Regions from separate parts of the Homo sapiens genome. Here region 2 is linked to region 1. A link is an interaction called in ENCODE POLR2A ChIA-PET data of the cell type or tissue named here. Cell type or tissue: OCI-LY7. All regions are shown on one strand. Each heading gives the region's core, and the rest is flanking DNA. Links, peaks and the distances in the headings are about the cores only.

The links. ChIA-PET counts read pairs that join two places held together with the same protein. Peaks named below come from ENCODE experiments on the same cell type or tissue, not always from the same donor. Only the 100,000 strongest peaks of a DNase experiment are listed, where the experiment ranks them.
Region 2: POLR2A ChIA-PET joins it to region 1 with 9 read pairs; 5 of 35 experiments call an interaction of 5 or more read pairs at or near these places.

Annotation. Positions count from the first base shown.
Region 1 is chr6:25,136,097-25,141,476 of GRCh38, forward strand. It overlaps the pseudogene CMAHP and the pseudogene NUP50P2. Among named protein-coding and RNA genes, the nearest start is that of CARMIL1, 140 kb to the right of the region's middle. RefSeq lists enhancers at 2,160-2,209, 2,250-2,479, 2,590-2,709. In OCI-LY7, for the core only: a CTCF peak has its summit at 2,266; DNase peaks (open chromatin) are centred at 2,255 and 2,855; H3K4me3 peaks cover 1,643 bases; H3K27ac peaks cover 968 bases.
Region 2 is chr6:24,736,419-24,741,798 of GRCh38, forward strand. No RefSeq gene overlaps it. Among named protein-coding and RNA genes, the nearest start is that of LINC02828, 3.2 kb to the right of the region's middle. In OCI-LY7, for the core only: no CTCF peak of the experiment used is centred there; no DNase peak of the experiment used is centred there.

The sequences.
Region 1 (5,380 bases), core at 293-5,292:
GGCCCCTCAAATCACTAAACTAAAGGAAAACTTCAAGTGGGGAACTGCTTAGGGTAAACCTGCCTCCCATTCTGTTCAAAGTTATCCCTCTGCTCACCAAGATAAATGCATATATCATTGCCTTCTGTGGAGAGGCTAATTAGAAACTCAAAAAAAATGCAACCATTTGTCTCTTATCTACCTATGACCTGGAAGCCCCCTCCCTGCACCTTTCCAGACCGAACTAATGTTCATCTTACATGTGTTGATTGATGTCTTATATCTCCCTAAAATGTATAAAACCAAACTGTGCTCTGACCACCTTGGGCACATGTTGTCAGGACCTCCTGAGGCTGTGTCCTGGGTGCACGTCTTCAACCTTGGCAAAATAAACTTTCTAAATTAACTGAGACCTGTGTCAGGTCTTCAGGATTCATAGTGGTTAGTTAGCATTTAAAAATCAAATAACATGAGGGGCTGGGCCTTGATACTAGGTACAGAGCAAAGTAAATCTGTGTGAACGTTAGACAGCATTCTAGATTTGGGTAACAGGTAACTCGTGGACAACTACTCAGCTCTTATTCTGAATGCACCAGCACTAAACTACCCCTAAATGACCTGAGAAATAAGATTGACAACACAGTGGAAGAAAAAAGCCTAATACCAAGTGACTAAAGCCACATAGGGCAAATTAGGCTAAAGCAAAGCTTGAAAGGTGGGGTAAACACTCACAGAGTTACTGGTGTTGAGAATTAGACTGACAAAACACATGCCCAAGAGCGCTATCTGACTCTGCCAGGCCATGTTGCTATTTCTTTGGCAGTCATTGAGAAAAAAACTAACAAAACAATCCTGTCCTGGTATTGCTGCTGCACTGGGGAGAGGTGATCTATACAGAAGGGAGAGAAGGGGAAGGGACAGTAGAGGAGGGGAGGGGATGGGAGGGAAGTTGGCAACAATATCAGTTCTAGGAAATGGTCAGAAGAGTCACTGTTCAGGGCAGGAACAGTCGGGGCCCTGCTATTTTTGTTTAGTAATCACAACTAGCCTCCCGGGAAAATTCTATCTGCTGTCCAGCAGGCTTTGGAAAAGAGCCCTCCTATACACACATGCACACACACAGGAGCATGCACACACACACACACACACACACTTATGGGAGAGAGAGGAAGGAGACCCATAGGAGGCTTGGGTCTTTGAATACCAAACCAGGTAAATGTGTGCTTTACCTATGCACACCCAAACACACACACACACACACACACACACACACACACACACACACACACACATACCCCAGAGAGGTTTTACTATTTATCAAGTCAGGAATAAATTTTAAATTAGAGTTCTTATAAGAGAGAGGAAAATTAAATAGAACATACAACTTTTAGATCAGAGAAATGGCCTAAACACGCAAGAGTAAAATTTTCTAGGGGAAGTAATTTGCTTATTGGTTCATTTAAAATTTCTAGATGAACACATTTCCTGCCAAATCTAATTGCAAGAAAGGTCACCAGTGAGAGAAAGCAAAGGACTCTTGGTACCTTCCGGCTAAATCCTCGATATCTTTTATGAACAGGCCTCCTTGGTGCTTGCACATATTCTTGCATGCCCTCAGTCGGCTCTTATTCTTGTACAAGACGTAGTCTTTGCCAGTGCTCTTATTGCGAAAGAAATTGATTCCTTCCTTAAGACTGGCAACTTCAACAGGTGATAGGCACAACAGGATCTCAGTTGTTTGTTCGATGCTATGAAAAGGCAAACATTTTGAGGGGGAAGGTTAATAATGTTAGGTTTTAAGAGACAATCATTTCAAACTGACAGCTCAAAACCCCTTTTCCCTAAAATATTTTGTAAGCCCCTTGCGTTCCAAGTACCCAGGTTTAGTGGCTACCTGAGGATGCATTTCTCCCCACCCTGATATGAATGTAAATATACTTCTTACTTGTTAAATATGCCTCTCCACTTTTCTAGGGAACTAATAGCCCTCTTACTTGCCTGCCCATCGTCTGCCGGTTCCTCTGCCTGGGTATTTTGAAAGAACAGCAGTTGCTCATATCGTTTCTGTTGCTCATTTGCTCCCCTAAGGCATTAGTCAGCCTGAAAACAGGACGTTTAAGGTATTTTCCTTTAACAGTTACTGATTTCCTTTGACAGTTTTCTCCCTCTACCACAGCTCTTTTAGAAGTCTAACACCATATTCAATTCTGAGAAGCCACTGTGCTGTCCCTCCCATCTCTGCTCTTGCGCATCTGGACTTCCTCTGCCTGGAACGCAGTTCCTCTCCTTCACCACGCAGCATCAGTCTTGGGTCAAATAGAAACGAATCGTCCCCTTCCTGGTTAAGTCTTCCAAGACACACCAGAGGTCCAGGCTGGCATTCTTGGTGTACATCCCTCTTCTGTAGAACATTATAACACTGTAATTGGCACACTGCCCTGTTGACTTACATTTAGGCACTTTTGAAAGCACTCTGTATCTTCCTTCTCCCCCTACCACTTAGCCCACTGCCTTTCACAGGATATGTCTTCACTAGCTCTCTACTTAATGAATCACCCCTCCCACTGCACTCAATTTGATTAATTTACAAAAAGCTCCAGCCGCAAACCAAGCATTTGAATCTTTTTTTTCTTTTAAGGAAACTAGCCGTTACACTTCTCAAACCCCAATTTCTAAACACTCTGTTTACAGTGCAACACTGAATCATAACAGAATATGATTTCTGCCAAGAAAGGTTTCAAAATAGCTTTTGCAAATCCATGGTAGGAAATCTGGGCACATGTTGTTTAGTTTTATATTTGACTCCAAACAAAAAGTAGCCAAAATTCTCTTTGCATGTTAACTTAAAACTGATTTGGAGCACAAGCATATTTGTGGCACTTTCAGTTTCATTTTTAGAAGCGCTGCAAATTTCTTAAAGGAGATAAAAATAATTTTAAGAACACTCCAGGGTAGAAAATAACAGAGAAACCACTTCCAATTTTAAACTGATGAAGGCATAGCTCTGTAATATTATGATCTACTTTCTCAAAGCAGATTCTCATTGTCACCTCTGTCCCAAATTCCTAGTAATTGTGTTCCCAATGGACTTGAAATTATTCCAAAAATATGTTCTAAATGTATTTGACAGGAAGAAGCCATTCTAAATTTCATGACTTCTCTTTTGACTTTGTTCTTACGAGTACAGATATCTGACACCAAGCTAACATAAGCACTGAGGCAATTCCTGGAATAATTAGTCTAAGAGTTTAAAAGGCAAACCTCTCTAGATTTTTGTTGTTCCATTGAATGAATTCATATAGCCAAAGTTCTCTGTTAGATTTCAACTTATATCACAACCATGTAGAACAGGTTCACTCAACCACACTTTTGTCCTCAGTTCCACGTGAAAGTCACATTGGAGCAGAAGGCAAAAGAAAAAAATATGTGCACCTATATACATGCTTTTCTGTGTATTGTTTAAATGATTAGCTTTTCCCCAAAGTATTTTTAAAGATATCAATGAATTTGCTTCTATCAAAATCAGAAAAATAAAACTGTAGCAAATTCTTGTTTTGCTATAAAACATTAAAACTAAAATGAATTGCCTTTTTTCGAATTGGTTTTGGGGGTAGATTCGAGTTACAAAATGGCCGCCCGGAGCGTGTTCGGCGCGGTTCCCCCAGCGGTCTCTGGCTGAACCGGCGCTCTCGCCTCCCTGCTGAACACAGCGTGAGGACCCCCCCTCCATGGACATGGTGTTTGAGTCTCTGGGCTTGCCGAACACCAAGTCCTCTGAGTTCCGCAGCGCAGCACCGGAAGCGGCCGAGCGCGCTCAGCCCGGCGACCCCTGCGGGCTCCAGACCCCTGCGCCGCTGCGCCCTGGGTTTCGCCGCACCCAAGACCCAGCGAGTGCAGCGGCGGCCGCCGAGGAGGTTCGAAAACACGGCCAAAAGAAATGCCGAGAAGGAACTGACAGATAGGAATTGGGATCAAGAAGATGAAGCTTAAGAGGTGGGAACATTCTCCATGGCCAGTGAGGAAGTCTTGAAGAATAGAGCCATAAAGAAAGCAAAGCGCAGAAATGTTGGATTCGAATCTGACACTGGAGGAGCCTTTAAAGGTTTTAAAGGTTTGGTGGTACCTTCTGGAGGAGGACGCTTTCCTGGATTTGGTAGTGGCGCTGGAGGGAAGCCTTTGGAAGGACTGTCGAATGGAAACAACATAACCAGTGCCCCTCCCTTCACCAGTGCAAAGGCAGCGGCAGAGCCCAAGGTAGCCTTTGGTTCTCTTGCTGCAAATGGCCCTACCGCCTTGGTTGATAAAGTTTCAAATCCCAAAACTAATGGGGACACTCAGCAGCCCTCCTCCTCTGGCCTTGCTTCCAGTAAAGCTTGTGTCGGAAATGCCTATCACAAGCAGTTGGCCGCCTTGAACTGCTCCGTGCGGGATTGGATAGTGAAGCACGTGAATACAAACCCCCTCTGTGATCTGACACCTATCTTTAAGGACTATGAGAAATATTTAGCAAACATTGAACAGCAACACGGGAACAGTGGCAGGAATTCTAAAAGTGAATCTAACAAAGTGGCGGCTGAAACACAGTCTCCTTCCCTTTTTGGCTCAACAAAATTACAGCAAGAGTCAACGTTTTTGTTTCATGGCAACAAAACTGAAGATACACCTGACAAGAAGGTGGAGGTGGCATCTGAAAAGAAAACGAACCCATCATCACTAGGAGCGACAAGTGCCTCATTTAATTTCGACAAGAAAGTTGATAGCTCTGTTTTGGGCTCATTAAGCTCTGTCCCCCTGACTGGATTTTCTTTCTCCCCTGGAAACTCCAGTTTATTTGGCAAAGATACTACCCAGAGTAAACCAGTCTCTTCACCATTTCCCACTAAACCATTGGAGGGCCAAGCGGAAGGTGACAGTGGTGAATGCAAAGGTGGAGATGAAGAAGAGAATGATGAGCCGCCCAAAGTAGTAGTTACCGAAGTAAAAGAAGATGCTTTTTACTCCAAAAAGTGTAAACTGTTTTACAAGAAAGACAATGAGTTTAAAGAGAAAGGCATAGGTACTCTGCATTTAAAACCTACAGCAAATCAGAAGACACAGCTTTTGGTGCGGGCAGACACCAATTTAGGCAACATATTGCTGAATGTTCTGATTCCACCCAATATGCCATGTACGCGAACAGGGAAGAATAACGTTCTTATCGTCTGTGTTCCAAATCCACCAATTGACGAGAAGAATGCCACCATGCCAGTCACCATGTTGATTCGGGTAAAAACCAGCGAGGATGCAGACGAGTTGCACAAAATTTTACTGGAGAAAAAGGATGCCTGAACACGCGAAGTTGGCTGCGGAATTATTGCCAAGTTGCTGCTTCTTCCACCGCCCCTTAAAGTTAGTCAGTTTT
Region 2 (5,380 bases), core at 203-5,202, 400 kb before region 1:
AGAGAGAAATAAAAGAAAAAGAAAGAAAGAAAGAAAGAAAAGAAAAGAAAAGAAAAGAAAAGAAAGATTCCTCCTTAGAACTCCAAGAGAGCATGGCTCTGCTGACTTTCAGCTTCCAGGACTATGAGAGAATAAATTTCTGTTGTTTTAAGCCACCTACTTTCCAGTAATTTGTTACGGCAGCCCTAAGAAACTAATATACCTCTAAATAAAGAAAGATAACAATTAGAAACACAGGCTGCCTATAAGCCCAGCATTTTGGGAGGCCCAGGTGGGTGGGTCTCTTGAGCCCAGGAGTTTGAGACCAGCCTGGGCAACATAGTGAGATCTTGTGTTTACAAATATTACAAAAATTAGCCGGGTGTGGTGGCACATGCCTGTAGTCCCAGGTACTCCGGAGGCTGAGGTGGGAGAATTGCTTGAGCCCAGGAGGTCCAGGCTGCAATGAGCCATGATCACACCACTGCACTCCAGTCTGAGTGAGAGTGAGACTCTGTCTCAAAAAAAAGAAAAAAAAATTTAAAAATGCTGAGAAAAAATGTCCAAATATGAAGCAAGCTAAAAATGTGGCATGATTTTTGAGCAACTGAATGAAAAGACAGTCTATTTGATGGATGTTAAGAACACTTTATTGTGGGCGGGGTGCAGTGGCTCATGCCCGTAATCCCAGCACTTTGGGCAGCTGAGGCGGGTGGATCACTTGAGGTCAGGAGTTTGAGACCAGCCTGGCTAACATGGTAAAATCCTGTTTCTACCAAAAAATACAAAAATTAGCCGGGCATGGTGGCATGTTCCTGTAGTCTCAGCTACTTGGGAGGCTGAGGTGGGAGGATTCCATGAACCCAGGAGGCAGAGGTTGCAGTGAGCTGAGATCATGCCACTGCCCTCCAGCCTGGGCAACAGAGTGAGACCCTGTCTCAAAAACAAAACAAACAAACAAACAAAAATAACACTTTCTTGTGAATGGCCCAGGCATTGTGATAATGGAACTTGCCAGGAGGGCATTATTCCTGGCACAATATTTTGTTCTACAGTGAACAGTATTTACATAGTCATAATAATGCAACCCTATATATTGGCATTACACTCTTAGAACAAATCTATAAAAATAACATACACTCCTTGAATATTGTCATGCACAGAATATAAATGCTGTCCCTCTTGACAATGTGAAACTAAAGACATAGCTGACAGAAGTTGGAATGTGGAGGGGGAAAGATACATGAGAGAGAGAGTAAGGAGACAAATGATCTCATTTTACTTTGTAAGGAGTTAAGAATATTCATGGCAGCACAATTATTATGTATACATAAACATTAAAAATTAACAAATTAGAAGAAAGAAATCAGTGCCACCAGAGAATAGAAAAATGTTTGAAGAAAAAAGGCAATGAATGACGAAGTGTGTATTTCTTCAAAGTACTAAGGTTAACAAATGTCAAGCACAATTCTATAACTGGCTAAACTTTTATTCAGGATGGAAAGAGTAAAATAAAGCATTTTTATATATTAAAAAAAAAAAAAAAAGAGGCCGGGCGCGGTGGCTCATGCCTGTCATCCTAGCACTTTCGGAGGCCAAGGCGGGTGAATCACCTGAGGTCGGGAGTTCGAGACCAGCCTGACCAACATGGAGAAACTCTACCTCTACTAAAAATACAAAATTAGCTGGGTGTGGTGGCCCATGCCTGTAATCCCAGCTACTCGGAAGGCTGAGGCAGGAGAATCGCTTGAATCCAGGAGACGGAGGTTGCGGTGAGCCGAGATTGTGCCATTGCACTCTAGCCTGGGCAACAAGAGCGAAACTCCATCTCAAAAAAAAAAAAAAAAAAAAGAATATTTAAAGCATCATTATTCATAGTAGCTCCAAATAAAACATAACCTAACCTAAATGTCCATCAACAGTAGAATGGATAAATAAATTGTGATATAATATAGGCATACAAAGAAATGTTTTACAATAATAAATGATAGCTACATGCAACAACATGGATGAATCCCACAAACATTACATTGAGCGAAAGTAGCCAGACACAAAATAATGCTAACTATATAAGTTTGTATAATACAAACTATATAACCATATAAGACTATATTTATATAGGTTGAAGAAAAACAAATCTAATCTATAGTAGCAGAAGTCAAGATAGTGATTACCCTTGGGAGGAAAAAGAAAATAGTGCCCTAGTTATCTACTGGTAAGTAAAAAACCACTCTGAACTTAGCAACTTCGAACAACCACCACAATGTGCTTTGCCAACAAGTCTGCAATTTCGGCAGGGCTTGGAGGGGACAGCTCATCTCTGCCTCAACAGCATAAGCTTGGACAGTTCAAAGGCTGGGGGCAGTGAGGGCGGGTGTTGTTGGGGACTTGAGACTTGGAGGTGAAATCACTGGGAGTCTTACCCACTTACATGTCTGGCAGTTAATGCCGACTGTTTGCTGGGACCTCAGGGACTGTTGGCCAGAATACCTACACTTGTCCTCTCATGTAGCTGCATGGTTTTTCTTTATCATGGTGGCTGGATTCCAAGAGCAAACATCCCAAGAAACAGGAAGAGAAAGCTGCCAGTTTCTTAAGGCCTGGCCTGAAAACTGGCACAGTATCACTTCTGCAGTACTCTATGGGTTAAGCTGTCAATCTTGATTCAAGGGCAGGAGATAGAGACATTATTTCTCGATGTGAGGAATGGTGTCAAAGTAGTATTTGGGGACTATATTTTATAATCGCTGTAAGCTTTAATTAGGAGCACATGAGAGGAGAGGGTGCTTCTGGGGTTCTGGTTTCTTGAGCTAGGTGGTGATTATACAGGTATCTTCACTCTCTAATGATTCCTTCATCTGTACATATGGTTTGTGCACCTTCCTGAGCATATGTTTCAACTCCAATAAAAGAAAAGCTTAAAAAGGATGCAAACATTCTTTATGTCCAGATATAGAACAATCCCTAAGACATAGTAACATGCTATCATGGTTAAGTACTGAGCTCTGAGGGCTTGCCTGCTGGGTTCAAATCTAGTTCTGCCAATCCTAGGCTTTGTGTCTCAGTTTTCTCATTTGTAAAATGGGGATTATAATAGCTCTTACTCCAGGAGGTTATCTCAAGGATTAAATGAGTTAAAACATGCAAAGCATTCAGAATACTAATAGAAAAATAGAAAGTGCTTGAGAACTGCTTGCTATTTTTGTTATATTAAATGAAAATTGCAATTTGTATAGGTAAAGCAGTGTCTACAGTATGATGCCTTATATGGTTTGGCTGTGTCCCCACCCAAATCTCATCTCAAATTGTAGCTCCCATAATCCCCTTGTGTCATGGGAGGGACCCGGTGGGCAGTAATTGAATCATGGGGGTGGGTTTTTTCCATGTTGTTCTCATGATAGTGAATAAATCTCACAAGATCTGATGGTTTTATAAAGGGCAGTTCCCCTGCATACCTGCCCTTGCCTGCCACCATTTAAGATGTACCTTTGCTCCTCCTTCACCTTCTGCCATGATTGTGAGGCCTCCCCAGCCATATGGAACTGTGTGTCCATTAAACCTCTTTTTCTTTATAAATTACCCAATTGTGAATATTTCATCATAACAGTATGAGAACAGGCTAATACACTGCCATTTGTGGGAAAATGAGTAGACGTACCCATGGGTACAAACTAGCTATAAGATCAGGATATACAATAAACTAATAACGTTGGTTGCCTGTGGGAGGGAGATTTTTCACAGTGTAGACTTTGGTACCTTTTGAATTTTCAACTATATGAAGGCTGCATCTGGGAAATGGGTCTGGGTAGGGAAGAGGACTGTTGCTTTTTTATTGAGTGAAAGTAGCCAGACACAAAAATTTAGTGTTATATTTTCTACAATGTACATGATAAACATACTAAAAGAAAAGACAAGATGGGTCAGATTACAGAGGGCCTTATAAAAGACCAGGCATGGAAATTTAGAGTTGATTAAGGCCTGAAAATGGCACTGGCAATGGTGATAAAAGGATGAATTTAAACACTTAATAGAAAAAATCTAGAAAGTAAAATATCTGGATAGAAAATGATAGAGGTAAGTGAAGAGGACACCCAAGTTTTGGTGCGAGTAACTGTTACGGACTGAATTGTGCCTCCCCAAAATTCATATATTGAAATCCTAATCCCTAGTATGCTTCAGAATGTGCCTGTATTTAGAGATAAGACCTTTAAAGAGATGATTAAGGTTAAAAAATTATTAGAGAGGTGAAAAAGTTATTAGAGTGGTCTCCAATCCAATATGATTAATGTCCTTATAAGAAAAGGGAGAGAAACCAGAAATACATGCACAAAAGAAAGGCCATTGCTGGGTACAGTGGTGCATGCCTGTAATCCCAACAACTTGAGAAGCTAAAGCAGGAGCATTGCTTGAGCTCGGGAGTCTGAGGCAGCAGAATGAGACCCTGCCTCTGGTGCAAAAAATAAAATAAAATAAAAGCCATGTGAGGACCCACCAAGAAGATGGCCATCTGCAAGCCAAGGAGAGAGAGTTCAGGAGAAACCAAACCTGCCAGAATCTTGATCTTGGACTTCTGACCCAGAGAACTGTGAGAAAATAAATTTCTGTTGTTTTAGCTATCCAGTCTGTGGTGTTTTGTTATGGCAGCCTGAGCAGACTAAGACAGTGACTAAGAAAGTGACCATGCCATGACCACAGGCAGGAAAGTGGGAAAGGGAGCTAGTTTGAGAAGGGAGGTGATTTTGAATTGCAGCACCAGCCAGGCATAGTGGTTCATGCCTATAACCCCAGCACTTTGGAAAGCCAAGCCTAGAGCCCAGCCATGGGAGGTTTGCCTGAACCCAGGAGTTCAAGACCAGCCTGGGCAATATAGTGAGATGCCATCTCTACAAAAAACTCATAAATTATCTGGGCATGGTGGCTTGCATCTGTAGTCCCAGCTACTTGGGAAGCTGAGGCAGAAGGATTGCTTGAGCCCAGGAGCTTCAGGCTACAGTTATCTATCACAGCAGCACTGCACTCCAGTCTGGGTGACAGACTGAGACCTCATCTCAAAAATAAATATGTAAATAAGGCCAGGCATGGTGGCTCATGGCTGTAATCCCAGCACTTTGGCAGGCCAAGGCAGGCAGATTACTTTAGGTCAGGAGTTCAAGACTAGCTTGGCCAACATGGCAAAACCCCATCTCTACTAAAAATACAAAAAAATTAGCTTGGTGTGGTGGTGCACGCCTGTAATCCCAGCTACTCAGGAGACTGAGGTGGGAGGATCATTTGAGCCTGGGAGGCAGAGGTTGCAGTGAGCTGATATCTGACCACTGCCCTCCAGCCTGGGCTACAGTGTGAGACTCTGTCTCAAAAAATAAAAAATTAAAATAAATAAATAAATACATATATACATAAA